2 separate regions of the Homo sapiens genome follow, and region 2 is linked to region 1. Evidence: chromatin loops called from intact Hi-C (ENCODE). Cell type or tissue: HepG2. All regions are shown on one strand. Each heading gives the region's core, and the rest is flanking DNA. Links, peaks and the distances in the headings are about the cores only. Region 1 has its middle 64 kb from the start of STOX2. Region 2 has its middle 33 kb from the start of ENPP6.

Region 1 (15,411 bases), core at 5,808-8,307:
ATGGTTTCAAGTGGTCGCAACAGAGAAATAGCGTTGGCAAGGCGGGATCGGGGCTGATGAAAATGATACAGGCTTTTATATTTCTGCAGGAGTTTTTTTTTTTTTTCATTCCAAGCATACCAGAGTTTCACCAAAGCAGGTAGAAAGAATGTGAGAAGGGCCGGGCGCGGTGGCTCACGCCTGTAATCCCAGCACTTTGGGAGGCCGAGGCGGGCGGATCACGAGGTCAGGAGATCGAGACCATCCCGGCTAAAAACGGTGAAACCCCGTCTCTACTAAAAATACAAAAATTAGCCGGGCGTGGTGGCAGGCGCCTGTAGTCCCAGCTACTTGGGAGGCTGAGGCAGGAGAATGGCGTGAACCCGGGAGGCGGAGCTTGCAGTGAGCCGAGATCCCGCCACTGCACTCCAGCCTGGGCGACAGAGTGAGACTCCGTCTCAAAAAAAAAAAAAAAAAAAAGAATGTGAGAAGGTGTTGTCACAAAATCCAGGCATGAGTGTATTTCTCCTCCTTAGAGCCAGCCTCTTCTGGCAAGCCATTGGATCTCTTCAAGCCTCAGCTTCTCCATCTATAGAATGGCTACAGCAGTGTTACTTGCTTCCCAGGAGAGGAGCATTCCATCAGCAGTAAAGCATTCATTGATCTTCCTTTTGTTTCTCTGTCACAGCCTGGCATGGTCCCAAAATATTGTAGTAATCAATGTGTTTTGAATTAATGGGTTTCTAAATATTCCCATGCTTCACACAGACCGTTTTGGATCTCTGAAGTTTTGCACCGTGCAGCCTGTTAGGCAGTTGATCAACCTGTGACTACCTTGTTTGTGGCTTATTTTCCCCAGCCAGAGCAGCCCGGATCTGCTGGCAACCTGGCAATCTTTGTTGTGAGAGGTTAACACAATTCCTACAGTCTGCACAAGCAGGAGGTGGAGTGGAGGTGGGAGAGGTGCGGAGTTGGAATGGCTCCCAGGCTGCCGTCTTGGCTCGTGTGAGTCAGTGGCATGGAACACGCAGGTTCTGTGCATTTATATAAGGGAAGGAAGGCTGTTGGCTCTACATTCTATATATTCCCCAGTTGTCGCTCAGAATAGTCATGAAGATCCGTGCCTATTCCATGTTCTTTTGGTCTTACAATGATAGTCATATTAGGCAAAGAGAACACAAAGTCTCTTGAACATTAGCTGCTTGCCTTGAATTTCAGTGTGACGCATTCATTCATTCCATTTATTCATTCAAGAAGCAATATTTAGCACTTACTCTGTGTCAGGTACTGTGCTAGGAACTGAGATTCCTACCTCAAGAAACTTCAAGTTTACAGTGGAAGAGACAGGTAATCTTTGTGATCCAAGGTTACTGAAGCAGTGAGATGTGGGCCAGGTGCTCTGGGGAACCTGTGGATGAGCCAAGAATTTCCGATGTTGGGGCTGGGGTGGATAGGAAGGATGCACAGAGCAGAAGATCTTTAGAGTTTGATGCAATACAGTGTCGTGGAGAGGAAACATAGTGTCTTGAAGGAGAGCATAGGTGAGATTGAATTCTAGCTCCTCTTCTTAACAATTACGTGACCCTCAGGCAAGTTACCTATTTTTTTTTTTTTTGAACTTCAGCTTTTTCATCTGAGAATAGGCAAAGAAGATAATAAGATAATAATGTCCTAAGACTTCATCATAGTGTCTGGCAACCAATAGATTTTTTTTTTTTTTTGAGACGGAGTCTGGCTCTGTTGCCCAGGCTGGAGTGCAGTGGCGCAATCTCAGTGCACTGCAAGCTCCGCCTCAAGGTTCATGCCATTCTCCTGCCTCAGCTTCCCGAGTAGCTGGGACTACAGGCGCCCACCACCACACCCGGCTAATTTTTTTGTATTTTTAGTAGAGACGGGGTTTCACCATGTTAGCCAGGATGGTCTTGATCTCCTGACCTCGTGATCCACCTGCCTCGGCCTCCCAAAGTGCTGGGATTACAGGCGTGAGCCACCGTGCCTGGCCAAACCAATAGATTTTTAATTAATTAATTAATTAATGTCCAGTAATAGTTTTTAAATATGTTAATTAATTAATGTCTGTCTGTTTTCAATCTCTTCCTCTTATTGTTCCTCACATTGTTACTGGAGGCAAATTATTACAATAGAAAGAACACTAGAATTGGCTCTGCCACCAGCCTACTGTGTGACTCCAGGGATGCAGAGCTAGTCACACCTCCCTGTAGACCTCCTGTGGGATCTGTGAGGGGAAAGATCTGGGTTGACTTGTTTCCAGTTTTTGGCTATTAAGAGTAATGCAGCTACAAACATTCCCTACAAGTCTTTGTGTGACATATGTTTTCATTTCTCTTGGGTATACACCTAGGAGTGGAATTGCTGGGTCGTATGGTAACTCCATGTTTAACCTTCTGAAGGACTTCCAGGCTGTTCTCACATGGCTGTACCATTTTACAATCTCACCAGCATTGTGTAAGGGTTCTGATTCCTCTCCATCCTCACCAACACTTGTTACTGCCATTTTTTTTTTTATCTGAGCCATCCTAGTGGGTGGAAAGTGGTATCCACTGCAGTTTTGATTTGCGATCTCCTGGTGACTAATGATGTTGAACGTCTTTTCATGTGCTTTTTGGCTGTTTATCATAGCCTTTGGAGAAATGTCTGTTCAAATCCTTTGCCCATTGTGAGAGTCATTGACTTTGGTATTTGTTGTTTGGACTCTCCTTCTCCTGGCTTGTGGAGATTGCTTTATCCTCTGAGGTTGCACCGCAGATCCTCTTCTGCAAGTCAATGGGTATGGTTGTGGTGTAGCGGGTTTCAGCAGCAACAGTGGTCTGAGGACCACTAAAAATAAACATAAGGAGTGTCACTACGTTAGCAGCATAGGCTGTTTTATGCTGAAATAACGTCTCAGTGGCTTAACACATTAAGCCTCATTTCTTCTTCTGCAAAGTCTATGCTCCAGGCTGCTGCAATCTTAGGGCACGACTCTACTTTCTATGAATGTGAACAATGTGAGGGGACTCAGGGGCTTTTTGATGCCTCAGCCATTATCCAGACCCCATCACATGGCCCCATACAATGGGAAGGGATCTGGGAAGTGCAGTCTTCCATGTCCTGGGAAGGGGTGACCTGGTATTAGTGAGCATCAGCAGTGTCCATCGCAGTCACCGTCTCCCATTTCGTGGCAGGGTCAGTGACTTCTCGTGACAGCCTCATGAAGGTGAAAAAGCAGGGATACTATTAGACACTCTGATATTGGAAATCTCCTAGTTGGCTCAGTGGAACTACAAAACTTCACTTAGGGACACTAAGATTCATCTGGAATATTTGCTTCTAATTTGACTATACAGGTTTGGTACACCTTGGAATGGATTGTCTTTTCTGTCTTTTATATAATAATTCCAGGAAGACGGTGTTTTGAGTTCCTACTGTGTGCCAGTATTGTACTGTGTGCTGCTTATACAGGATTAATTAGAGCACATCCCTGCTTCTTAGGACTCATACACGTAGCACTGTACAAGAGTGGGGATAAACACATAGACTGACATCTATGCTGGTGAGTGAAGATTAGTAGCAGGAGGAAAGACTTCTGGGAGCAGAAATGGGGGAATCCTTGGAGCTTTCTCGGGGAGTGGGGAAGAGCATCCCAGGCCATTCCCTTTATTTTTAATTGTGGAAAAATATACATAACCCTTCATATAGATCATTTAAATCATTCATAAGTGTACAATTCAGTAACATTAAATACATTCACAATGTCATGTAACCATCACCAATATCTATACCTATTAAATAAGAACTCCCATCCCCTGGCACCCTTTATTCTACTTGCTGCCTTATGGAGTTTCCTATTCTAGGTACTTCCTATAAGTGGAATCATACAGTATTTGTCCTTCTGTATCTGGCTTATCTCACTCAGCATGCTATTTTCAGAGTCCGTGCTTTTTTTTTTTTCTTTGAGATAGAGTCTCTCTCTGTCACTCAGGCTGAAGTGCAGTGGCACAATCTTGACTCACTGCAACTTCTGCCTCTCGGGTTCAAGTAATTTTCCTGCCTCAGCCTCCCACGTAGCTGGGATTACAGACGTGCACCACCACGCCTGGCTAATTTTTGTATTTTTGGTGGAGATGAGGTTTCACCATGTTGGCCAGGCTGGTCTCGAACTCCTGGCCTCAAGTGATCCCCCTGCCTCAGCCTCCCAAAGTGCTGGGATTACACATGTGAGCCACCGCACCTGGCCTCCACGCATGTTGTAGCACATATTAAAATTTCATTCCTTTTCAAGGCTGAATAATAAATACTCCATCGTGTGTGTATACCAAATTTTGTTTATCTGTTCATCTGTGGATGGAGCCTTGAGTTGTTTCCACTTTTTGGCTATGATGCTGCTGTGGACGTGGGTGTGCAGATGTGGGTGTCTGTTCCAGTGGCACTCACTTTTTTAGGAAAATTTTACCTTGAGTTCTGAGATAGCACATATTCATTGTGGATTAGTTAGAAAAATACAGAAAATTAAAATTAAAACAGAAAATCACCGCTTTTGTATTTAGTGATAATTTTTACGGTAAAAATATGTTAAATTTATCTCCTTTTTTCTCTTTAAATATTTCAATAAATATATTGACTAGATTTTTAGTATTTATTATTTTTATTATTTAATTTATTGAAATATTTAAATAATTCAATACATATATTGAAATACTTAAATAATTCAATACATATATTGAAAAACTTAAATAATTCAATACATATATTGAAATACTTAAATAATTCAATACATATATTGAAATACTTAAATAATTCAATACATATATTGAAATATTTAAATAAATGAAATTTGTTAAATAAATAAATACATAAAATATTTCAAATATTTTTAATGACCATAAACAATACTTTTATGGGTGTGTCTTGATTTATTATTTCATTACTTTTAGATAGTTTTGAGATTTATTATAAATTACATCGAGATGAACATATCTATATAAATCTTTGTTGATAAATCTGTTATTTACATAAAAATGAAGCTACTACATCAAAGATATGAGCAAATCAAGTTGCTTATCACAAATGGCCGATTACTTTGTGAGAGTTTTGCCACAGCCTCGCCAGTGTGTGAGTCCCCATGTCCTTAAAGCAGCACAGTAATGCTCTTGCTCAAAACTGTGCTTCCCATTCCAGGGGTTTTGGCCTCTCTCTGCAGCCCCCACTTGGGGCACCCATTGTGGATGGGTGGAGACTGACTGTTGAGGAGAGTGTGCCTTGTTTAGTTATATACAAGTGGCTCTCAAGCCTTTGTTCTGCCTCCACCTCCTCCACGTGGTTACACACTCATCACCAGTGAGTCTCATTTCTTGCAGAAGTCTTCACTTTGGAGAGAGGTATATATGAGCAGTTTCTGGTAAGCATTTGAGAATCACTGATTGTGCTAGCCAGAGAAAGAGAACCAATAAGATGCAGTAAGATGTGTGTACACACACACAGGTACACGTGCACGCGCGCGCGCACACACACACACACAGGTACACATGCACACACACACACACACACACAGAGAGCAGGCCAGGTTGGAGACCCAGGGAAGAGTGGGTGCTGCAGATCCAATCCAAAGGCAGTTGGCTAGCAGAGTTCCCTCTTCCTTGGAGGAAGTCAGTCTTTTTCTCTTAAGGCCTTTGATTGGACGAGGGTCACCCATATCATGGAAGGTAATTTGCTTTATTCACAGTCTACTGGCTAAGTGTTAATGTCATCTGAAAGAGTCACAGAGACATCTAGACATCTAGGTGTCAGATCAAATATGTGGGTACCGTGACCTAGCCAAGTTGGCAATAAAATTAACCATCACACTGATCCGAAAAGTTTGGGTGCCACTGACTTTAACGTTCTCCTGCATATAGGCAAGAATTAAAACACACACACAACAAAAGTTTATTTTTACTCTGAACCACTTGAGGGCACCATGAACGAGGGAAATGGAAAGTTGTGGCTCATCCGCTGTTCCTTTTAGAACAACCAGCATTAGTACTACAGGAAACCTGAGGGGATTTCTCCATGCGAGTCCCTAATTTTGCAGTTGAGAAAGTTACTGTGACTGTGTGCAAGTCTACAGGGCAAAGTAATAGAGTGAGTGAATGAGGCCAGAACGCGAACTGTGTCCTCTTGACTTTGCATTTCATGTTCTTTTTCGGACATTCTGATAATTTCTATTAATTAATAATGGAAAGAATTTGAAATATATGTGAGTTGTTTTGGTTCCCATAAGTTACATATGGTGATGTGGCACCTAATGTTGTGCAGATTGCATGAGTAAAGAATCCATTTAACTTTTAAACATCAATTATGAAATGATAAACTTTCGGATTTACAAATATTGTTGATACTGAGTCTGTAGCGAGTTTTGGCCAACGCTCTAAGGGTTTTGTTTGTTCTTCCTTTTGTAAAATGTTGCCTTCGAGTAACACAAAGGCCTGTGGTCTGTGAACACTCAGCGTGCAAGGATTTCTTTGTTTTTCATGGACTCTGTGTGTGTGTGCGCGTGTGTGTGTGTGTGTTGGTTGTGGGGGCAAGAACTAGGGGAAAAGGGATGCCAAAAAATGTAAGCATGTAGTTTTTCTCCGCTTTGTTGTGAAAACAAAATTGATAATGTAACTTTTGGAATCAAGTCTTTTGTATTTAGATTGGAACGTTCTAATACCTTATTGTTACAAATAGACAATGTGTCTGAAAAGCTGAATTTTTGAGAGTGGATGGATTATTTAAAATAATGATTCTTAACCCATTTGTACAATTCTGTGTTCTGTTACAAATGTCTTTTCTTTGTCCATGTAACAGTCAATTCCTGTTCTCTGAAGGAGGAATTCTCTCGGTAATTTCTGAGCCCTTCTTTAGGTGGTTGGCCACCAGGGGGCAAGCGAAGAATGGCAGAAGCCATCTGACGTAGCCCCTTCATCACTGCAGATAAACTGGTGATGCTTTCCTGACACACTTAATGGCAACCAGAGGTTTTCTGCACGTTTGTGTTTGTGTGTAAGTGTGTGGGGTGAGTGTGTGGCAGTGGTTATTTGCTGTATTTTGACTGCATAAAATTGCCATGCTTTCCCCTCGGTCTCCTAGAAATCCTTGTAGGATAATTATAACACAAGAAACAGATTTGATGGAAATTCTCATAATTCTCATACTCTGAAGCTTAGCTCATATGCATATTTCAGACTTGCCAGAGCCCCTCTTCAGTGGCTTGAGACTTGGTCTTAATCTTTTTGTCTGACTACAAAAAAAGTTCAGTGATGTGGTTAGTGTGTTCTTAGAGACACTGCACACTGTGGATCTGCGGGAGAGAGTTTCACTCATTGTATTCTGTTATTTTTTTTGAGACAGGGTCTCACTCTGTTGCCCAGGCTGGAGTGCTGTGGCGGGATCTCAGCTCGCTGCAATCTCCGCCTCCTGGGCTCAAGCAATCCTCCCACCTCAGCCTCCTGAGTAGCTGGGATTACAGGTGCACACCACTACATCCGGCTAATTTTTGTATTTTTAGTAGAGATAGGGTTTCACCATGTTGCCCAGGCTGGTCTCAAATTCTTGGGCTCAAGTGATCTGCCCGCCCCGACCTCCCGTGCTGGGATTACAGGCGTGTGTCACCACGCCCGGTTCAGTTTTCATCGTAGTATTTATTTATTTATTTATTTATTTATTTATTTATTTATTTATAGACAGGTTCTAGCTGTGTGGCTCAGGCTTGAGTATGGGGTGTGATCATAGCTTACTGGAGACTTAGCTTCCTGGGTAGCTAGTACTATAGGTGCATGCCACCACACCAGGCTAGTACTGTAGGTGCATGCCACCATACCAGGCTAATTATTATTACTATTTTTTATTTTTAGAGAGACAGGAACTTGCACTGTTACCCAGGCTGGTCTTATATTCCTGACCTCAAAAGATGCTCCCTCCTCGGCCTCCCAAAGTTCTGGGATTACAGGCTTGAGCCACTGTGCCACGCCGTAGTATTATGAAATCATCAGAACCCTTGGTAGCGTGCGATTTCTTCCTCCATCTCTTGTGCTCAGCCTGCTTCTTATTTTAAAATGAGGTTCATTTGTAAGTTGCCTTGCTCACTATTTTTGAACATTTAAAACAACTTTTTAGAATAGGTAAGAAGTTGAGAAAATAGAGACAGAAAAAAATACACAGCTTATTAAGGCATTCCAAAATACATGCCAGATGATTATACAGAGCAACTCTTATTTTAGGAATTTCTTATTGGATGAATGATGAAATCAAATACTAAGTTGGCTTTGCATAATCAAGATATTGGAAAATAGTGGGTAAGGTAAATGCTTATGGTGGGAATTTAATTTTCCCATAGAGTCATACAATTTGAAAGAGTCATTTATATGGGAAAAAAAAACTTGACTGTGGAATTATTAATACCAGCCTTACTTTCAGCAAGGGCTGTGTCCTTGCCAGTGTGTGGCTTAAGTAATGAATTTCCTCATATAATCCCTGTAAGAAAAGTTAGATGGATAATGAAGCCACTTGATCCTTTCATGCTCATTGCCACATATATTCATTAAAATATCACACAGGTAATTCCTCATTTCCCTAGTAGCTCTTACCACCTTTCCAGATTTGAGTGTTGAAGAGACCAGTCTTCTTACTGGCTGCCCCAGGCATTCAGCAAAACTCAGTCTTTGTAGGAATGTCTTAGATCTGCTTTTTTAGATGGAACCTAGTCTATATCAGTTTACTAGTTCCATACGACGTGGCTAAACTCATTTTTCAGATGCTTTGAATGGAGTATAGAAGACTATTGCTTTACTAAAAAAGCAAACATGAAAACTTCAAGCCTCACAGTCAGCTCCTATCAATTTCCCTTTAATTACCTCCTCAAGTACCTGTTAATGGCTCATTAGTTATAAAAATAAATTATAGGTACTCTGCCACCCTGTTTGTAGTTTCTTTAGTTTTTGATTTCGCTAACCCCAGGAAAATGGATGTGTGGCAATAATACAGGAATGTGAATCAAATTGCTCTGTAATTTTATATATTTAATAAAGTATACAGCAGGGCCGTGTGCACATGGGGTTAAGCTGTGGTGGAGGAAAGTGCTCTGTGAGAAAACTGAAGTCCTCATACACCATGTTGGCTGCCTATGTTTCATTTCACGACATAGTGCTCAGCAAATAGGGCTGATTGGTTTTCAGTCCGGTTTTGTGTGGTTTTAGGTTCATAATGGTTCCTTTTCATATATGGCCTTTGAAACTTGCTTGACACTGCAGTCATCTCTCATAGATAAAATAGGTCACAGTGAGTTTTAAATTCTTTTTTTTTTTTTTTGAAATAAAAATGTTATTCAGGCCGGGTGTGGTGGCTCACGCCTGTGATCCCAGCACTTTGGGAGGCCAAGGCGGGTGGATCACAAGGTCAGGAGTTCAAGACCAGCCTAGCCAAGATGGCGAAACCCCATCTCTACTAAAAAATACAAAAATCAGCCAAGCATGGTGGCAGGTGCCTGTAATCCCAGCTACTCGGGAGACTGAGGCAGAGAATTGCTTGAACCCAGGAGGCAGAGGTTGCAGCGAGCCAAGATCGCGCCACCGTACTCCACCCTGAGAGACAGAGCGAGACTCCATCTCAAAAAAAAAAAAAAAAGAAAAAGAAAAAGAAAAAGAAAAATGTTTTTAAAATAAAATTGCAGGTGGTATCCCAATCTGCAAGGATAAAAGCAGAATGACTCTTTTTGGGAGGAGGGAGAAGAATCTCAGAACCTTGGCCACACAGTTCACACAGAGACGTCACCCTGACCCGTAGGACTCCGCAGAACTCAGTGTGAAAAACACCAAAATAGAAGATGAAATCATTTTTATGCTTAAGTACTAAATATTTCCACTCAATTTTTAGACTTGTTCAGCCACAAATGTAGACAGAAACATTGTGTACCTTCCTGGGCACTGAACTTTAGATCAGGAGTTGGCAAACTTTTTCCACAGAGGGCTAGATAGTGTATGCTTTCGACTGTGGGGCCATATGGTCTCTGTCACCACTACTCAGCTCTGCTGCCGTGGCACAAAAGCAGCCAGGGACATTATGGAAATCGCATGAGCGTGGCTGTGTTCCAGTAAAGCTCTGTGCATGCCAAAATTTGGATTCCATATAATTTTCACATATGATGAAATATTGTTTTGATTTTTTCTGATTTTAGCAAAAAGATACTCTCGGCTCTTTTTCTTCTTTGAGTTTTAGTTATTATAAAGGTAATACCATGAAAGAACATTTCAAAAGGATGAGAAACTCATCTTTAATTCCATAATCCATGTTCTTTTCTTCATACGTCACTGTATCTTATAATAATTGTAATTATAGTTGACCCACAGTTCTGTACTTTTGCTTTTACTTACTTAATTTTTTATACGTAAATCATAGTTTATGTAGTGTAGGTGTAAAATTCTGAAAATAAATTATGTTTACTTTTCTTTAATGTTACTTATTTAATTGCATCTACTCCCAGTGTTCTTCTACCCAATCCGAATTTCTAATCTTTTTAAAAGCAATCTAATAATTGTTTCTTAAAAAAACAAAATTATTATTCAATTTGGTGAATTTGTATTTGTTGGTATTCTGGAATATAAATCTCTGAAAAAGGGACACCCCATTGCAAGTAGATATGAGGATGGCAGTCATTTTCTTCCTCCAACCCTTAACACTGTCTTGGAGAGTTCCCATGTTCCGGTTGAATATTTTGGTACTGAAAAATGTCTTCAGGAAAGCAACAATTGTTTTCCTAGAAAAAAAACCTGAGAACTCATTTCTCTCTTTAGGTTGCCTGACATTTGTAGCTGAGTGAAACCATGGTGAGCATTGATTTATTTTACTATAAAATTATCAGTTTTACTCACTCAAACAATCCTTTTATATTAAAAATATTTTAAAAATAAAAGCAGGGTATTGTTTTGCTTTACTAAATGGAGTCACCTCTTTTTCTCTTACTTTTGACAATTTGGTTGTCAAATTGTGTGAATTGTGAAAAAATAGCCCTGAGTACAGAGAATTTTTACCTCAGGGATATCAAAAAAGTCATGTTAGTAATAAAATAAGCCATTGATTGTGTTAAAACTCAAGGTGGGTCATTTAATTGCAGTTATTAAAAAGTTCTTTCATTATTTACCTCTGGGAGAGACTGTAGGTAGGACTGTAAGATTATTAATGAAAATGCGTGTAGATTGGTTTAAATGATTCAGCTTCATCTCACCAAGGAGTTAGCATGTTCATTCATTTTACAAAAGTGTATTGAGCACCTCGCCTACTATGTCTTGAGTAATTTGTTAGACATACAAAGTTGACTAAAACATGGACTCTGACCCCAAGGCTAAAATGTTATTTCACATGTGCACAGTGCTTTACAGATTACAAATGACATCATTACATCCTCATAAGAATCTCATGAAGCAGATGTTGGTTCCATTTCATTCATGATGAAACTAAAACATAGAAAACATAATAGTCTCCCCAAGGCTGCCTGTAGCACAGTTCCTTAGATTCCCAATCAGGTGACCTTTCCAAACTGTAGAGATGGCTCTATAATAGTTTAAAAAGGAGAGATAAGAAATGTCCACCATAGGTAAATACAAAATAGACAGTAATACGTACAATCACAGAAGTTCAGCTAAAGTGGTACAGGAGTCCAGAAGACGGAGAGATGGCTTCTGGGTAGGGGATGGATAAAGGGCATAAGGACTAGGGATAGGGATGGATGGACTGTGCACTTTCAGGGCAGGGGAAGATCATTCCATCCAGAGCCGGAAAAGCTTCAGAAAAGCTTAAGCCAGGTGGGATATGGCATGGGAAGAATGGAAATAGGAACAGTCAGTGGTTCAATTTACCTTGAAGATAGAATATATCACATGGAATTATTAGAGATGAGGACAAAAAGATGGAAAAGAAACACATCTTCCAGGTCTTTGATGCCAGGCCATAAAGCTTGAATTTTTTTTTGCTGGAAGTGGAGAGCCATCTGAGGCTTCTAAGCAGAAGTGTGCTAATCTGGCAGCAGTTTTGAACAAGGGAGTTGCAAACTCACATACCTGTAAAGGCCATGAAGATAATAGAGAAGTGATGTGGAGAGGATACAGCAAAAAGAGAAGTATTCTCCAGGGGACCATCCACCATTCAATGCTTTGGGAATGCAATCTCTCATTCTGCTGCAGATTTACAGTTCTCCTCTGCATATGTGCTTTATTAAGTTACATCTTTATACGATGTGTTCCCATTGACATAGATTTGTAACTTTTATGTGGTTATGTTTTAAATCTTACAGAAAAAAGGAGTTAATAGTCAAATATACTTTAATACTGACTTTTATATGTACTTATGTAGTGTACTTATAATATGTACTTAACAGTGTTCTTTATTTCTTCGTGCATATTGAATTATTGTCTAGTATTTTTTCATTTCAACCTGAAGGATTTTTTGTAGGGCAGGTTTACTAGTGACAAACCCTCTTGAGTTTTTGTCTATCTTGGAATGCCTTAATTTCTTCTTCAATTTTGAAGGATAGTTTGCTGAATATAAAATTCTTAATGGACAGTTTGTTTTCTTTCAGCACTTTGCATGTCATCCTATTGCCTTCTGGCCTCCGTGGCTTCTGATGAGAAATTAACTGTTAATCTTACTGTGTATACCTTGTGACAAGGCTGTTTTCTCTTGCTGCTTCCAGGATTCTCTTTTTGTATTTCGACAGTTACATTATAATGTATCTTGTTTTGGACTTGTGTGAATTTATCATGCTTGGAGTTTGTTGAGTTTGTTGAATGTGTAGATTCATGCTTGGCCATTATTGCTTCAAATATTCTTTTGCCCTTTTTCTCTCTCCTCTCTTTGTGGAACATCACGTTGGTGTGCTTGATGGTGTTCCACAGGCCTCTTTGGTTCTGTTTATTTTTCTTCATGTTTTAATTTTTGTTCTTCAGATTGGGTAATCTCGATTGACCTATCTTCAAGTTTGCTGATTCTTTCTTCTGTCTCTTTAAATCTGCTATTGAACACTGAAGTTTGCTTATGGTACTTTTCAACTCCAGAATTTCTTTATGGTTTCTTTTTATAATTTCTGCGTGTTTATTGATATTCTCTATTTTGTGAGACATCATTCTCATGATTTCCTTTAGTTGCTTGTATATTTTTTTCTTAAAGCATTTCAACATATTTAAAATAGTCAATTTAAAATCTTTGCCTAGTAAGTTCAATAGCTTCCTCAGAGACAGTTTCTATTCATATCTTTTCTTTTTTTCCTGTGCGTGGGTCATACTTTCTTGCATGCCTTGTAATTTTTTTTTTGAAACTGGGTTTTGAATATTGTAATGTGATAACTCGGGTAGTCAGATTCTTTCTGATTCTCAGGACTTGTTGCACCTGCTTATTGTGGTTGCTGTTTCTTTGTTTAGTGACTTTTAGAAACTAATTTTGTTAAGTTCTGCCTTCTTTGTCATGTATGTCCATGGAAGCTTATGTTTGGTTAGCTTAGCAATTTGACAAAGATTCCCTCAAACATCTGGAACAAAAACAGAAAAAAGAATCAGAGAGCCAGTGTGCTGTGTGTATTAGGTTATGCCTTCAACCCTCAGCCATACAATTCCCAACTCTGCCTTAGCCTTCACTTCCTGCTTGTGCAGAGCCTGAAAGTCAGGCAGAAGTGAGAGCTCAGTGCCATCTCAGGTCTATTCTGAGCATATGCCCTACCTTTAGCATGTATATGGGCTTCTAGAATCCCAGGATTACATGGGAACTTTTCAAAGTCCTTATATGGAAAAGTATGTAACTCCCTAGCCTTTCCTTTTAGGTTTTTTTGCTATCTGTTGTTTGCCCCAATTTGTATTTCTTTGCCCCAGGTGTCAGCAACTAAGTCATGTGTTTTTAATGAGTGACAAATGTTTATTGGGTAGTCACTTCACCACCCAGGGAAAGTTCTGAATTAGCAAAAATAATTCAGAACATATTGCCTTTTCTATCAGTCCTTCAGAGCCACCAGACAGGTTAAAAGAAACACAATTATTGGAAAGCAAGATCTGCTCTCCTTCCAGCACTAGGAACCATCACCAAGAAAGTGGGTTGCTGTCTTCAAGACCACAATCGAACTGGATAGGAGGATCCTGGGGCCAGGGTAGGTTAAAATGCCATAAATCTCCCCTACTGAAATTCAGCTGCCTTTTTCTTATGTGTTCACCTGGCCGCTGTAAACCTGTGACCAGTTCCAGAGTTCAGATTAAGTTGATTTTGACAGTTTTTGTCCATTTATTAGCTGTTTCTGTACAGGAACAGGCCCTTGGAATTCCCTATTCCACGATTTTCGCTGATGTCACTTTGTGCACATGTGCCTTACAAATAGTGTGTATATAAAAGAAAACATGTGTGAGCTAAGTGCAGGATGCTACCTTATTACCTTTGGTATAAAGAGAACTAGAGAGGAGAGAGGTTGAAGGAGAAGAAATGAGTAGGAAATGGAGGGATATTGACTGGCCCAGCTTCAGGCACCAAAACATAATACAGTCTTCCTAGAAAGTTATGCAGTTCAGGTATCTGTTCTATTAGGGGACAGCGTGTGGTTGCCTGTAACAGAAAATTGTTTCATACTGGCCCACACAAATAGGAATTTATTTGACTCACATAACAGGAAACCTGGGGATGAACAGGTAAGAGCCAGAGTAGTGGCCTAATGATGCTGTCAAGAACTCAGGTGCTGTTGATCATTCTCTTTCACTGTCATTAGAATATTGGCTTCTATATTCTCAGTTGTTGCCTCTTGATCTCAAGATGGTTGCTGTAGCTCCAGATAGCACCTCTGCATTCAAGGCACATAATATACAAAAGTCTTTTCCTGGCAACTTTTTAGAACGTTGGAACAGAAAGCCCCCGTCAGAAGACTTCTTATATTTCATTAGCCATAAATAAGTCACATGTTCACTCGTATATCCATCACTGGCCAAAAGAAGAGATTACCATGACAAGTCTGTGATTCTTCTGTCAGGGCTGGGGAAGGGCCTCCGAGAGATGAAAGGAGCAGGGTTCTGTAAGCCAGGAAGAGAGAATAACCGTTAGGTGGGCAGTGGACAATGGCTAGATAGAAGCTAAGAGGGATGGCTGATAAGGATGTGAGGTGGCTAGTTGGAAGGGTAGCAGGTACCTGCTCTGTCCTAACCATGTCAAACTTGGAGCAAGCTGTCATCTTTATTAGAGAAGTGAGGAGTTAGAAGTGAAGATTAGAAATACAAAACTTACAGACAGTCATGTAATAGGGTTAAAACCAGAAATGTCAACTCTGAGCCAAAGTAAGCTAAAGCCTGTGGTGTGTCGGATGCTGGAACAGGAGCCCGAAGTCCATGTTGGGGCCCAGGTGGAGGGAATAGAATTCTGCTGAGTGCCTGGTTTCTGGCTCTGGCTCTTGCCTCGTGG
Region 2 (15,411 bases), core at 6,516-9,015, 410 kb after region 1:
CCGACTGAAGTTGATTGTTTCCCTTCCTCCAGGTCAGTTAGGCTCTGGTCGTACCCCAGCAGGTGAGGGTCTGGTTAAGTAGTTTCCCCTGAGGCCAGGCCTTGTGAAGAAGAACAGAGTGCTCTGGCATATTTCAAAATGGTACCTTTTCCTTTCCTTCTGCCAGAGAACGAGAGGATTTTTCTCCATTATCTACTGTGAGAACTTGGTAGGGCTCTTGGAGGTAAAATTCATGAAAGTGGCTGGGGGCATGGTCACCTGATGACTGGGTCTGCTTGCGGTTTTTAACTCCTAGCTTGTCCACACTGAGTCTCCAACATTTGTCAATTACAGTTCATATTTCCCTACCACAAAACCAGTTCCCAAGGTGGTCTCTGCTCATGAGTCTACTCTCGTAAGCTGTAACTCCCTGTATTTCCTATCTGTCTCTCCAATCTTGGGGGCAGCCATTTGCCCTGTGTCCTCAGCTAGCTTATGGATCCAAGAAGAGTTGCTGATTTTTTATTCTGTTCAGGTTTTCAGTTGTTGTTAGGATAAAGTGGATACAGTCATGATTTCTTTTCTTTCTTCTTCTTGTTTTTTGTTTGTTTGTTTGTTTGTTTGTTTGTTTGTTTTGGGACAGGGTCTCACTCTGTCACCCAGGCTGGAGTGCAGTACATGATCATAGCTCACTGCAGCCTCAGACTTCCAGTCTCCAGAACTCTTCTCACCTCAGCCTCCCAAGTAGCTAGGACTGTAGGCACAAACCATCATGCCAAGCTAACTTCTTTTCAATTTTTTGTAGAGATGAGGTCTCACTATGTTGCCCAGGCTGGTCTCAAACCCCAGAGCTCAAGCAATCCTCCCACCTCGGTCTCCCAAAGTGTTGGGATTACAGGCATGAGCCACTGCACCTGGTCAGAGTGGTGATTTCTAAGTTCTGTACATGCAGAACTGGAAACCAGAAGTACCTTCAGAGCTTTTTGAATTCCAGAATTATGGTGGATAGGAGCATAAACTTTGTGCTTAGAAGATTCTAAATGGATCAGGTAAGGATATATACTTTGCTATTAGTCCATAGGGCTTGGTTAGGCCTTGTCTATGTAAAGCATGGTTAGAAAGGGCAGGCCCTGCCTATATCCCAATGAGATGCCATGTCATGGGAAACTAAGAAGGTAAGAATGCCTAGAAACAAGTACAGAAAAGGAAGGAGTTGCTAATCTGGAAAACAATAAACATGTACGTGGCTGTCAGGACAAAATTACCAACTATCTTTGTTTTGTAGGATATTCATTTAATTCTCAGTGACAGGCATTTGGCCACTCTTAAGACAGGCCAATCCCCTTCTAAGTATTCTCTGCCATGTAGGCATGCTCAGCCTTGAACCCCTACTGCAGAGAAAATTCTATGGTAGCCATTTTGTGTTACTTGGCTATTTTCTGGGGGCTTAGCCACAGCTGATTGGGTAAGGGTGGGCCACTGATCCAAGAGTAGCCAATCCAACAGTGTGAGAAGGATAGGATCCTCATAGGATCCCATGAGCCATCACCATCAAATTCTCTCTTCTGGGAACTGGAACTTGGATCCATGTTAGACATAAAGACATATGTGAGCTGAAACCGCAAAGAAGCAGAAACCACAAATAAGCAGAGGAATTAAGATGGCAGAGAGGAGCAAATGAAGAAAGAGAAACAGATGTACGTGGAGAGACTGTCTATAACCTAGAGAAGAAGGGTGCAGCCAGGACTACTTTTGCCTTGGATCTTTGCCGACTCCATTTCTAGCCCATGTCATTTTTTCAGTAAATCTCCTTTTTCATGAGGGGGTCTGAGTGAGACTCTGATCTTTCTACCACCACCACATACTAAGGCTAGTAGCTGCCAAGCCACACAAAGTACCTCTTTCCTCTCCAGGGTTTCACCAGTGGATTCCAGAAAGCGGGCTCCAGTTTCCTTCCTTGAGAAACTTTAAGGTTGTCAATTATACATCTGCTTGAATTGATTCAAGTGGAGCCGGAAGTGGCCCACATCACCTACAAATACACTCTCTAGGCCCATGTTTATTCAGCCAAAAGAGTTTGGTCTTGATTTGACCCAAGCTGTCCCCTGATTGCAAGAGGCTGGACCATAACATCTAGTTATTGGGAGCCTATCCTCTGAAGATATACACGGATTGAAGCAATTTGCAAATACAAATTTATTACAGAGACAGTTTATTGTATTGGAAATAGTGACTGTTTTTAAACACCAAATGCTGTCATTATGTAAAATTTGTGCAACACTCTCAGATCTTAAGTTATAAAAGAGCTAGATACATACATCACAGAGAATATATATTCCAACTCAATGTGTACTACTAGCAACTGAAGTTTAATTTTAAATTGGGTTATAGAAAAATCCAGTATAGTAAATAAAACTTTTTAAAAGTCTAATGGCGATGTCATTTCCAGGAATGTAATGAATTAAATACCAAGACTGACCTGCTGGCTAAAACAACTAAAATGCTGAGTGGTTTCTTTAAGATAATTGTTATATGCATTAATAAGCTGTCAATAAAGAAAACAATCATTGGAGGCTGAAATCAAGTGAACACAAGAAACCAGAGTGGGCCGGGTGCGGTGGCTCATGCCTGCAATCCCAGCACTTTGGGAGGCCAAGGCAGGCGGATCATGAGGTCAGGAGATCAAGCCCATCCTGGCCAACATTATGAAACCCCATCTCTACTAAATATACAAAAATTAGGTGGGTGTGGTGGCATGTGCCTGTAATCCCAGCTACTCGGGAGGCTGAGGCAGGAGAATCACTTAAACCAGGGAGTCAGAGGTTGCAGTGAGCTGAGATTGCGCCACTGCACTCCAGCCTGATGACAGAGTGAGATTCCGTCTCAAAAAAAAAAAGAAAAGAAAAGAGAAGAAACCAGAGTGATCAGAGCACTAACAACAGTTCTCAACCGGAAAACACTTGTCAAGCTGATCACCTAGAGGTTTGCTTTTTAAAGTTTCACTCCTGGCAGGGAACAAGAGACAAATCCTAGGCCAGATAAAGATGGGGGATCTTATAAAATCATAAAGGTAGCATTCTAGAAATCATCACCACCAAAAAGGGGGACACACACACACACACACACACACCTCACACCATCATCAACAACAGTCACCATGAGAAGACAAGAAAGGAAAACCACCTGCCTTAACGTGGAATGACTGGATGCCTGAGGGATGAAAAGTCCCCTGAGAATTCCAAATCACAAGCCAGCTCTCAGGTGAGTTTGAACCCCAATTCACATTACCATGTTGTCAAATAAACCTCAGGAGGAGAATGTGGCTTCAGATCAGTGGTCTCCAATCTTTTTGGCGTCAGGGACCAGTTTCATGGAAGACAATTTTTCCATGGCCCAGGATGGGCGTAGGGATGGCTTGGGATAAAACTGTTCCACCTCAGATCATCAGGCATTAGTTAGATTCTCATAAGGAGCTCTCAACTTAGATCCTTCACATATGCAGTTCACAATAGGGTCCGCACTCTTATGAGAATCTAATGCTGCTGCTGATCTGATAGGAGGCGGCGGTCAGGCAGTAATGCTACTTGCCCACCACTCACCTCCTTCTGTGTGGCCTCGTTCCTAACAGGCCATGGATGGGTACTGGTCCACGGCCCAGGGACTGGGCACCCCTGCCTTAGATTACCCTTAGGTGATGGTCCCACATGTGCCTGCCTTCCCTGAAGAAATTCACCTTGAACTTGAGACCCAAAGAATCCTCACACATAAAATTCCAAGGAATAGGAGCCTAAACACACACACACACACATACACACACACATACACATACACACACACAAACAAACAGCCCAAAAGGAAACAAGGAATTTCACTGAAGAGTGGTAGGCATAATAAATAGAATTATCAAAAGTTGGAATTATTGGTCACTCAATATTGTTAGGCCTCAGGACACACCACCCCAAAATATCCCTCCCAATAGAGACCAGGATATGCCACCCCAAAATATACTTCTTTGGCATATTTTGAGCTGATGATTCTGAGCAACTGCAGACACAGAAGTTGGTCTTGTCCTTTAGTAAAAGAAATTTACCTTTATAAAGGAAATCTACATTAGTAAAAGTATGTGTATCAGGAAGACGGCTGCTCCTGACAACTTTTATTACCTGAGAGACTTTTTTTTTTTTTTTTTTGAGACAGAGTCTTGCTCTGTCACCAGGCTGGAGTGCAGGGGCATGATCTGGGCTCACTGCAATCTCCATCTGCTAGGTTCAAATGATTCTCCTACCTCAGCCTCCTGAGTAGCTGGGACTATAGGCGTGTGCCACCACACCCAGCTAATTTTTGTATTTTTAGTAGAGATGATGTTTCACCATGTTGGCAAGGCTGATCTTGAACTCCTGACCTCAGGTGATCCTCCTGCCTTGGCCTCCCAAAGTGCTGAGATTACAAGCATGAGCTACTGCCCCCACCCTATCACCTGAGAGACCTTTTATCTGCCTAACAAAATAATCTTTATTCATCTTACATTGCCTCCCCTCACCCTTGCTCAACTTATGTCACCACCTGCCCTCAGAAGCCCCGAGCTCCTATTCCTTTCTGTAGCTCAGGATGCTGTATAAACTTCAATCATCTGACCTTTCCTGGAGTCTCATATTTTGTGGGACTCCTGTGTGTATGTACATAATTAAATGTGATTTTTCTCTTGTTAATCTGTCTTATGTCAATTTAATTTATGGCTCAGCTAAAGAACCTACAAGGCTGGAGGGAAGCCATTTTTGCTCTCCTACAATATAAAATACATATATTTGATATGCTTAAGAAATAAAAGAGCAGGTAAAAATATGAGTAAGTGGTTAAAAAAAAACTGTTTAAAGCTGAAGCATATACTTTAAAAATAAAAATTCCAAAACTGAAAAGTAAAATAAACACAATAAACACAAAGCTAAATAAGGCATTAATAAACTGGAAGATAGGTCTGAGAAAATTATGCAGAATATAGTACAGACAGACAAAGAGAAAGAAAATATGAAAGAAAGGTTGGGAAACTTGGAGGATAGACTGACAACATCTAACAAACATTTAAGCAAAATTGCTAATGTAGAGGAGAAAGTAGTAAAGTAATATACAAAGAGATGAAAGCTAAGAATTTCCCAGAAAGGATGAAGGACAACTGTCTAATTCAGGAAGCTCAATACATTCCAAACAGGAGAAATGAAAAGTAATACTCATCCAGGCAGATCACAGTGAAATTGCAGAACATCAAAGACAAAAAGAAAAATTGTAAAAGCAGACATAGTGAAATAAGAGATTACTCAGCAGGACCAAAAGTTAACATAACAAATTATTACTCAATAGCAACAAGGGAAGCCAGAAGGCAATGGAGCAATATCTTCAAGGTGCTAAATAAAAAATAATTATGAACCTAGAATTGTGTGCTCAGGGAAAATAACTTTGAAGATTAGAACAAAATAAAAGTTTTTTTTTTTTTTTTAATCTTTCGTTTCGGGGTAAATGTGCAGGTTTGATCTAAAGGTAAATTGCGTGCCACAGGGGTTTGTTGTACAGATTATTTCATCACGTAGGTAATAAGCACAGTACCCGATAGGTAGCTTTTCAATCCTCTCCCTTCACCCACCCTCCACCCTCAAGTAGGCCCTGGAAAAAGTATTTTTAAACAGACTGAAAGAGTTTGCCTCATAGATCCTCATTAAAAAGAAATTCTAAAGGATGTGCTTTAGGCATGAGCCAAGTTAGCCCAGTTAGGAAGTTTAAGATGCAAAAAGAAATTTTAAAAAATGTTAAATATGCTACCAAATCAAAAGAAATATCAGTTAAAACAATATTAATAATAAGGTTCCATGGAATCAAAAATTGAAATAAAATACACTACAATAATTGCATATAAATTGAAAAAGACCTAGTCATTGTTTTCTCAATTGAAAACTTTACATTAAATTTTGTAAGTAAATGTATAACTTAAAGGTAGTAGGAAAAAGAAGAAAGTGAGCAAAAATAATCAATCCAAAATAAGACAAAAAGGAAAGAAAAAAAATAGAAAAGATTGAACAATAGTAAGGGCAAAACATGATGAGAGAAATAAATGCAGATGTATTATTACTTATAACCAATGCTAGGACTAAATCCACCCTTTTGAAGACAAAGATTACGGAATTGGATATTTTAAATGCAACTATATGTAGTTAGAATGAATAAGATCTAGTATTTGATAGCACAAGGGTTGACTACAGTCTTATAAATAACTTAAAAGGTATAATTGGATTGTTTTTAACACAAGAAATGACAAATGCTTGAGACAATGGGTACCTCAGTTACCCTGATGCGATGAATACCTCATGTACCTCATAAACTTATGTACCTACTATGTACCCCAAATTAAAATTTTTTTAAATGCAACTATATGCCACTTATAAGTATTGTTTAAAATGTAAGGCTATGTTGGTAACATTGAAAATAAAAAGGTAGGAAAAGCCACAGCATATAGATTCTAAACAAAAGTCAACAGGCATGGCTATATGAACATCTGGCAAAATAGAGTTTAAGGAAAAATCATAACTAGAGATAAGGAGAAGCCGTAATGAAAAGACGAGATTTCAGAACACCTCTCCAAGTAATTGATAGTTCAAAATCATTGAAGATGCATATTTTAACAGCATAATCAACAGGAATAATCTTATGGATAGATACTGAACATTGCACCAAATGCACAGATAATTCATATTTTTTCCAAGTATACATGGAATAGCTATGAAAAATAGACCATAAAATAACAAATTTCAAAATTGGTATCATACAACCAATATCCTCTGGTCATAGCTAATTAAGTTTTAAATCAACATTAAAAGGTAAGTATATAATTACTTTTCTAATAATAACATAAAGATCTGTCATACGCAGCATTAAACTAAAGTCATTCCACGTCATCCTTACTGAGTTCTCTCTGTGGTCCCTGTGTTCCTAAGTTGGCTATTTGGCATCGTGGCTGATTTTTGTGCATACAGCCTTAATTAGACGCACATGATTACCATATTAGACATTTTACCTCATTGGAAGCAACCTCTTTAGTACAGAAGTCGCATATTGTACACTCTGAGGTGTCAGGAGCATATCTGGTGACCGGGAACCCAGAACTCTCTAACAGAGAAAATGAATCCTCATTCCCAGTTTGGAGCAATCTTAGATGACATTTGGTTTGAACACGCCTTGTCTAGGTAAGCAATGCCCACCGTTTTAGATCCTACATGCAGCACTTAGAGACTTCGAATTTTGGAGATTCTATGTTTTTACATAGTGTCAGTTCTGATCACTTATTGGCCTTTCTTTCCACGAAGTAGGCTTCAAAGATAGAGAAGATTGTTTAAAATGTTACAGCGTCGATGGCTGGGTTAAAAAAAAAAAAAAAAGACCTTGGTCTGAATGGCACTTGTTACTATGGAAGTATGAGCCCTGAAGATGCTGGGGAAAATTGTCCATTGAGGTCTGCACGGAGCACAAGGGCAGGCATGATCCCCTTCATTTTCGACCTGTTAGGTCAGCCCTGAATACCAATTTTTTTTTTTTTTGAGACGGAGTTTCACTCTTGTTGCCCAGGCTGGAGTTCAATGGCGCGATCTCGATTCACCGCCACCTCTGCCTCCCGGGTTCAAGCAAATCTCCTGCCTCAGCCTCCCGAGTAGTGGGGATTACAGTCATGCGCCACCAAGCCCGGCTAATTTTTTGTATTTTTAATAGAGACAGGGTTTCTCCATGTTGGTCAGGCTGGTCTCGAACCCCTGACCTCAGGTGATCCGCCCTCCTCGGCCTCCCAAAGTACTGGGATTACAGGCGTGAGCCACCGTGCCCAGCCTGGATACTGTTGTTAAACACAGTGTTTTCCTCCATCTATACCCACAAACGTGCAAAATGGCCTCAGTTCTTCAAAGAGCTGTCTCCCTCTAGTGGCCAAAGATTAAAAAAAAAAAAGAACCCTGCAAGGGACTGGAGTCACTAAGGACATAAAACCTTTACACCTTTGCAGGGAATATAGAAAGAGTCCTTGAATTTGGAGGTATCACTGTAGCATATAATTTCATAAGTCCCCTCATTATGAATCTGGGAAGGATTATGTCAATTTCAAAGGGTTACTGTGAGAACTAATCTGAGTATCACTAAATGAGATCAGCAACGAGGTGTTGAGACGTTACAACTGGGAGGTTGGCAAGGTGTTGAGACGTCACAACTGGGAGGCTTACTCGCTAGTACCTTACTGGCTTTGGCACAAGCGTTTAGAAGTAAAACGGCGAGCAATGACAAATCATGCACCTTCATTGTCACTCCCAGATAGCTGAAGACATGGACTTCAGCTGTTGAGACCATAAATGTCAAAGGTATCCTGACAAACTGGAGCTGCCCCGTGGTAGACGTAACGATATGGCTCCCATGACTGGAGGAACACCAGGGTCCTTAGTCTCGCGCCAGTTTGAATAAAACGACGCGGACACATGTGGAGTGGTTTTAAGGAGTGGAGAATTTAATAGGCAAGAAAGAAGGAAGAGGCTCCCCCTGTACAGAGACAGATGGAGGGATCTCCAAGCCGAAAGAGGGAACCCTGGGTGTGGTGGAAAACCCCCAGTTATATGAGGAGGCTGGAGGAGGCGGTGTCTGATTTGCATAGGGCTCAGGGATTGGTTTCACTAGGCATGTCATTCACATAGCCCAGTGGAAAAAACTGGCCTTCCCATCCTAGTCCTTTGATATGCAAATGCAGGGCCCCCTGATGTTCTACACACGTAGGTATATGTGGGGGCGGCCATGTTGCCAGGCACATAGGGGGCAAGAAGAAGACAGTGGGAATTGCCATGTTTGGGTGGACCCAGTTTCTAACAGCTGGCATTTGTGTATCAAAGCTTGCCCCCCAACTCCCATACTAAGAGTTGGGGCTTTCCTGCTAGACAAGAAATGTTTCTGGAGCTGCTTTAAAAGGAAAAAAAAAAAACTTCCCAAGGACCCCTCTTCCTCTCTGCCTAAAATAATTTCTTAATAACTCCTAAAACAATTATGGCCCCTCAAAAGTGTTCACGTCCTATCCCTAGAGCCTGTAGATGAAGTAGGTTCCATGAAAAGGGAGAATTAAAGTAGCAGATGGAATTAAAGTTGCCATAGGATTATCCTGGATTATTGGGGTCCATCCAGGGGAATCACAAGGGCCCTGAATGTGGAAGAGGGAAGGAGAAGAGGAGGTCAGAGCAATGTGTCATGAAAAGAACTGGAAGAGCTTGCACAGCTGCTGCTGTCTGGTGCTGTCTGGTGGGAAAGGGAGAGGATCACAAGCCAAGGCACGTGGGCAGCTGGAGGGGTCAAGGAAAAGGATTCTCCCCTAGAGCCCCCAGAAAGAAACCCAGCCCTGCCAACACTTTTACTTCAGTCCTGGGAGACCCGTTTCAGACTTGTGACAACCCAGAGTGTAAGATAATACATTTGTGTTGTTTTGAGCTGCTCAATTTCTGATACATTTCTAAGAACAGCAATAGGAAACTTTATGCTGTATTTGCTCTTCTGGAGGAAACGGAAATACTGACAGACGTTGAAGTCACTCTTCCTAATCAGAAGTGACCTGCCAGTAAGCCTCGTTTGTACCATGAGCTCAGAAGTCTCACATCCAACTGAGATTCAGACTCTAGAACGTGGATCCCAGTGAGAGGTGACAAGGTGCTGGTGGCCCTCGCTCTCTCTCAGCGCCTCTTCAGCCTGGTAGTCTGCTCTGGCAACGCCTGAGGAGCCCTTCAGCCTGCCGCTGCACTGTGGGAGTCCCTCTCTGGGCTGGCCGAGGCTGGAGCCAGCTCCCTCTGCTGGCAGGGAGGTGTGGAGGGAGAGGCCCGGGCGGGAACCGGGGCTGCGCGCGGTGCCCGCGGGCCAGTGCAAGTTCCAGGTAGGCATGGGCTTGGCGGCCCTTTACTCAGAGTGACAGGCTGGCACTGCCAGCCCCAGCAGTGAGGGGCTTAGCACCTAGGCCAGCAGCTGCGGAGGGGGCACCAGGTTCCCTAGCACTGCCGGCCCGCCCGTGCCACACTCGAATTCTCACAGGGCCTCAGCCGCCTCCCCGCAGAGCAGGGCTTGGAACCTGCAGCCCGCCATGCCCGAGCGGCCCACCCCCGCCGTGATGTGCTCCTGCACCGCCCGAGCCTCCCTGACCGGCACCGCCCCCTGCTCAGGGGCACCGGGTCCCATTGACCACCCATGGGCTGAGGAGTGCAGGCGCCGTGTGCGGGTCTGGTGGGCAGCTCCGCCCACGGCCCTGGCACGGGACCCACTAGGCGAAGCCAGCTGGGCTCCTGAGTGGGGTGGGGACTTGGAGAACTTTTATGTCTAGCTAAAGGTTTGTGAACACACCAATCAGCACTCTGTTTCTAGCTTAAGGTTTGTAAACACACCAATCAGCACCCTGTGTCTAGCTAAAGGTTTGTAAATGCACCAATCAGTGTTCTGTGTCTAGATAATCTGGTGAGGACTTGGAGAACTTTTATGTCTAGCTAGAGGATTGTAAATGCACCAATCAGCACTCTGTGTCTGGCTCAGGGATTGTAAACACACCAATCAGCACCCTGTCAAAAGGGACCAATCAGTTCTCTGTAAAACAGACCAATCAGCTCTCTGTAAAATGGACCAATCAGCAGGATGTGGGTGGGGCCAGATAAGGGAATAAAAGCAGGCTGCCCCAACCAGCAGTGGTAACCTGCTCAGGTCTTTTTCCGGTCTGTGGAAGCTTTGTTCTTTTGCTCTTTGCAATAAATTTTGCTGCTGTTTACTCATTGGGCCTGCACTGCCATTATGAGCTGTAACCGTCACTTCCTAGACCTGCCGCTTCACCCTTGAGGCCAGCAAGACCACAGACCCACTGGGAGGAATGAACGACTGCGGATGGGAGGAATGAATGACTACAGGCGCACCGTCTTAAGAGTTGTAACACTCACCGTGAAGGTATATAGCTTCAGTCCTGAAGCAGCGAGACCACGAACCCACCAGAAGGAAGAAACTTTGAACATGTCCGAACAGCAGAAGGAACAAACTCCCAACACACCATCTTTAAGTAAACTCTCACACTCACCACGAGGATCTGTGGCTTCATTCTTGAAGTCAGTGAGACCAAGAACCCACCAATTCCGGACACACCAGGGTCTTGTTCCTCAGTACTCCTTCCCATATTGAGAGGAGCTGGTCCTGCCATTCTCCCTGACACTGGCCAGGCATTAAGTATATTTGCAGGCTGAATATCTTTCTTGTGTTGTATGTTTGTCTCCTCCAGCACTACACATTCTGTGAATCTATTTGTAGCCTTTCAAGCAATTGATAAAACACTGATACTTTTGCCTCTGCCTCTGCATCTATTCCGTAGTGAGTTGCATCAAAACAAGACCCAACGCTTTCCCGTGTCGCAAGATGATGAGTGAAAAATTGAGCAGCGGGAAGCTAAGGAAAGAAACCTGTAGCCAAGAAGGCTCATGCCAGTGGCAAGATTAAGAAGGGTAATCTCAAACCCAAAGAGCCCAGGATGGGGAAGCCCCTCTGTAGCAGAAACCCTGTCCCATCAGGGGTATGGGCAGATATTCCTGACCTGCTTGTAGTCCAGAAAAGCCATGTACAAGAGGAAGCATTCAGCCGCTAAATCCAGATTTGGAAAAAAAAAAAAAATGGTTCTTGCTACTGTCACAAAACCAGCAGAGGATGATAAGAATGGAGGTGCCTGGATGGTAAAACTTCCGGAAATGCCTACCTATGTGCCTACTCAAGATGCGCCTTGGAATCATGGAGCCCTGGCAAACAAAACAAAACCCTTCAGTCAGAACGTGGGAAGGCTGCAGGCAGCCTCACTCCCCCGGGACTGCTCCCATCATCCTCACTGGGCGCCACGGAGTCCAGAGGGTGGTTTTCCTGAGCTGAGCAGTAATTAGACCTCTGCTTCTCAACTGAGTTCCTCTGTGTGGAACATACTGGAAATGTGTCATCAGCACCTCCATCAAAGTTGCGATGAGCAGTGTGAAAATCCCCCACATCTGGCTGCTGCACACGCACAGACACCAGGAAGGTGAGCACTTCCACACAGAGAAGGAAATGCGGCTTACACAGCAGTGCGAGACAGATCAGAAAGCTGTGGACTCACAAATGCTGCCCCGAACCAAAGCTGTCCCTCAGCTCTAGGGCTACCTTCATTCTGTGTTCTCACTCACAAACGCAATGTGTCCTGACCAACTGCGGTTCTCAATTTCTTGCAAAGAACCTAATTAAATAATGGATACATTTCAAACCAACCAACCAACCAAGCCTGGGTGCTTCTTGCAGAAAGCTTCCAGCCCTTTTTGCTGGATGGGAGCCCAGTCCTCACTGCTGCGAGAGGAGCAGGGGCAGAAACAATGAGTGCTGTCCCCAGCTGCCCCCAGCCAGGCCTCCAGGCCCAACTCCTGCTGCACCTAGGGGGCCGCCACCATGGGCTCCCAGGGACACACGCTTGCTGCCCAAGGGCAGTGTGAGCAGAAGGGCCTACTCCCTGCAGGCTTCAGGAGAACAAAGGCCCTGATTCAGGGCTGCAGTTTCCTGCTGCTGCTAGCAGAAGGCTGCAGGCCGGGCTCTCCTACCCAGGCAACATCACACTTCTGGCTTTCTTCACTGAGTCCCCAATAAATAGGAGGCTTTGAGCTGCAAAATGTGATGCTGTATTTCATGAAACCCCAGAGACCCCAAATGACTGCCCCTGTGCTTCTGAGGGGTTTCTTAAGGGTAGTGTGTTTCCAGGATGAGTTACAATACCTTTTGTCCCACAAGCGAGACACTTTTGCATATGTGCCACTCTGGTTCGGCCCGCGAGGCTGTAGCGGGGGCTGACACGTGGTATTTTTGTGGGGAGTCATTGCCATTTGCTTTGACTGAGACTTTTCGGAGGGCTTTGCTGTCAAATTTTCACTGCGCCTGCACGGTCAGTAAATACCCTCTTCCAGCCTCCTTCCAGGCTAAAAACCAGTGTGGAAAAGTTTAGTCGTGTGTTTGACGCAACTGCATCTCGTTGCTATGGAAACCCAGGCTGCTACATAAACCTAATTCTATATTCCTCTGGCTTATCCCACTTTTCACTAGCAATTTTAAAGGAGATTTTCACCTTCCCTGGGTATTAACCTTTGACTTGGAGACACTAGAGTGGCTTTGTGGATTGTAGAATATCCGTATGCAAGAACTCACAAAACCACATCCAAAACAGCCATTTCATAGGCTGTGGTCTCTCGACACGGAGGCCCACTCAGCCAAGAAGACAAGCTCCGTTGAGTCCTTCTCCAAGAAGGACCAAGAGCACCAGAGAAGGGCCGGCCGGCAGCCCTGTGATGAGAAGCACTCTGGTGGCGCACCCAAGCTGCAAGGACCGTGTCATGATCGATGGGCAATGCCTGCCACAGACTTGGGGGCTGCAGAGGCACAGGTTCCCCCGAATCAGACACCATATGTCTACTTCAGAGCAAAGTGTATTCAGTCAGTTATTTACTTGGACTCCTAAAGCAAGATGGTAGTAGAAGTTCTTTCTGACCCTCCTAGAGCACAGGACCCTTCTAGAATCAGGTTCCTCTGGTCTTGGGCCTGGTGTCTCATTCCTTTTATTTGGGTCAAGACATGTGCTTCTGTTGAGCATTTGACACAGACCACTAAGAGCGAGCCCTGATATGAAATGGGGGCCTATTCTGCCTAGAGCAGGGGCAGAGCCTGTCTGATTTCCCTCTCCTGAAACTGGGGACTCTAGGAGGACTCATTAGGAATGTTTTTGTTGTTACGTAAGTGAAGGAAAGCTGACTTGAATTAGCTCAGGCAAAGGTTGAGAGTAAATGGTAGTGATACCCCACCAAAAAAGTCCTGTGGAATCCCCTGCTACAGCCTCAGGGGCTGGACAACAAGCACACATGCAAAGTCGTCTTGCCTGGCACACAAAGGTGTTATAAATCATTCTGGAAATACATCACCCTTAAGAAACCCTTCAAAAGCACAGGGGTAGTAATTTGGAGTCTTTGGGGCTTAAAGAAATACAGTGTCACACTTTTCAGGCTCAAAGCCTCCCATTCATTGGAGACTCAATGAAGAAAAACAGAGAGCCTGGCATGGTGGGTGCCTGTAGACCCAGCTACTCAGGAGGCTGGGGCAGGAGGCCCTCTTGAGCCCAGGAGTTTGAGCCCAGCCTGGGCAACATAGTGAGACTTGAGAAAAAGGAGGAAGGAAGGAAGGCAGGCAGTGGGGAGGGAGGGAGGGAAGGAAGGAAGGAAGGAAGGAAGGAAGGAAGGAAGGCAGGCAGGCAGGCAGGCAGGCAGTGGGGAGGGAGGGAGGGAAGGAAGGAAGGAGGGAAAATGATCAGAGAATAGGGGTTTGACTGCTAACTTGAACATCTGAGTGAGTAAGCTATTCGATCTCTAAATTTCCATGTCCAAATTTTGGCTATGGAAGGAGGGAAGGAGGGAAGGAGTGGGAGTGGGGAGGGGAGTTGTGATGTTGCCTTGTGATGGGAGTGGAGATCTCAATGTGCCTGAAGAGAGGGTCAGGATGCAGTCAGGCCTCAGTGACCTCTGTCCTGGCAGGACTCTTCTGCCATCTGGAGTCTAGTTCACTCTGTCATTGGCTTCAGACACTCTGTCATTGGCTCTTCTAGATAGCCAACATATCTCCATCAGCTCCTGAACCTCCAGCTCCCAATCAGGGGCACTGACTCCGTCCCTTCATTCCAACTCAGAAAAGTGCAGGGAGGGGTTCTCATTGGCCTGTCTTGGACAAGGAGGCCCTCTGGACTGACCACCATGGCAGCGCTGAAGTGGTCTGGTTGGCCTGACTTGGGTATTATGCGTACAGCTGGATCATGTAGCTAGGGCAAGGGGCAGGTTTGAGGACCCAGAGCTGCTTCTGGAGGCCCACCCCTAAGTATCAGGCCCTCTAGGAAAAGAGCAGAGTGACCACTGGTCACCCCTCACTGTCACCACCACCCCACAAGTCTGGACTGGGCACGGGAAGGGGTGGAGAAACCCTCAGCTTTAGAGTGGGTGAAAGGAGTCGAAACCATCAGAGCCCCAGGGGAGACTCAAAGTAGCGGCAGGAGCAGTAATGATAGCAAAAACAGTGCCATTCATTGAGCACGTATCTTGTGCCAAGCACATAGAAAGCACTTTACACGTGCTATTTCTAATCCTTGCAGCAGCCTTGCATGGTAGGTGCTATTGGTCCCGTTTTGCAGTAAGAAAATTAAGACCCACAAACTTTATGAGATGCTTCTATAGCCTCAGAGCTCATAAATGCCAGAAATGGTGCTTCCATGAAGGGCCTGGGAAAGGGATGAAGCAGGATGAAGACAGTTGCTCAGGAGGTCACTTAATGCTCCTGCGACTCCCTGTGGCAAAGGGACTCAGCGAGAAAGAGCCTTTT

The links. A loop is a pair of places that touch in the nucleus more often than their neighbours do. Peaks named below come from ENCODE experiments on the same cell type or tissue, not always from the same donor. Only the 100,000 strongest peaks of a DNase experiment are listed, where the experiment ranks them.
Region 2: it touches region 1 in a loop (16-fold over the local background); 31 of 110 quality-filtered maps call a loop at or near these places.

What each region holds. Positions count from the first base shown.
Region 1 is chr4:183,833,543-183,848,953 of GRCh38, forward strand. It overlaps a transcript of STOX2 not described here. Among named protein-coding and RNA genes, the nearest start is that of STOX2, 64 kb to the right of the region's middle. In HepG2, for the core only: CTCF peaks have their summits at 5,934 (motif pointing right) and 6,885 (motif pointing right); a DNase peak (open chromatin) is centred at 6,889.
Region 2 is chr4:184,243,097-184,258,507 of GRCh38, forward strand. It overlaps the pseudogene RPL6P16. Among named protein-coding and RNA genes, the nearest start is that of ENPP6, 33 kb to the left of the region's middle. In HepG2, for the core only: a CTCF peak has its summit at 7,907 (motif pointing left); a DNase peak (open chromatin) is centred at 7,915.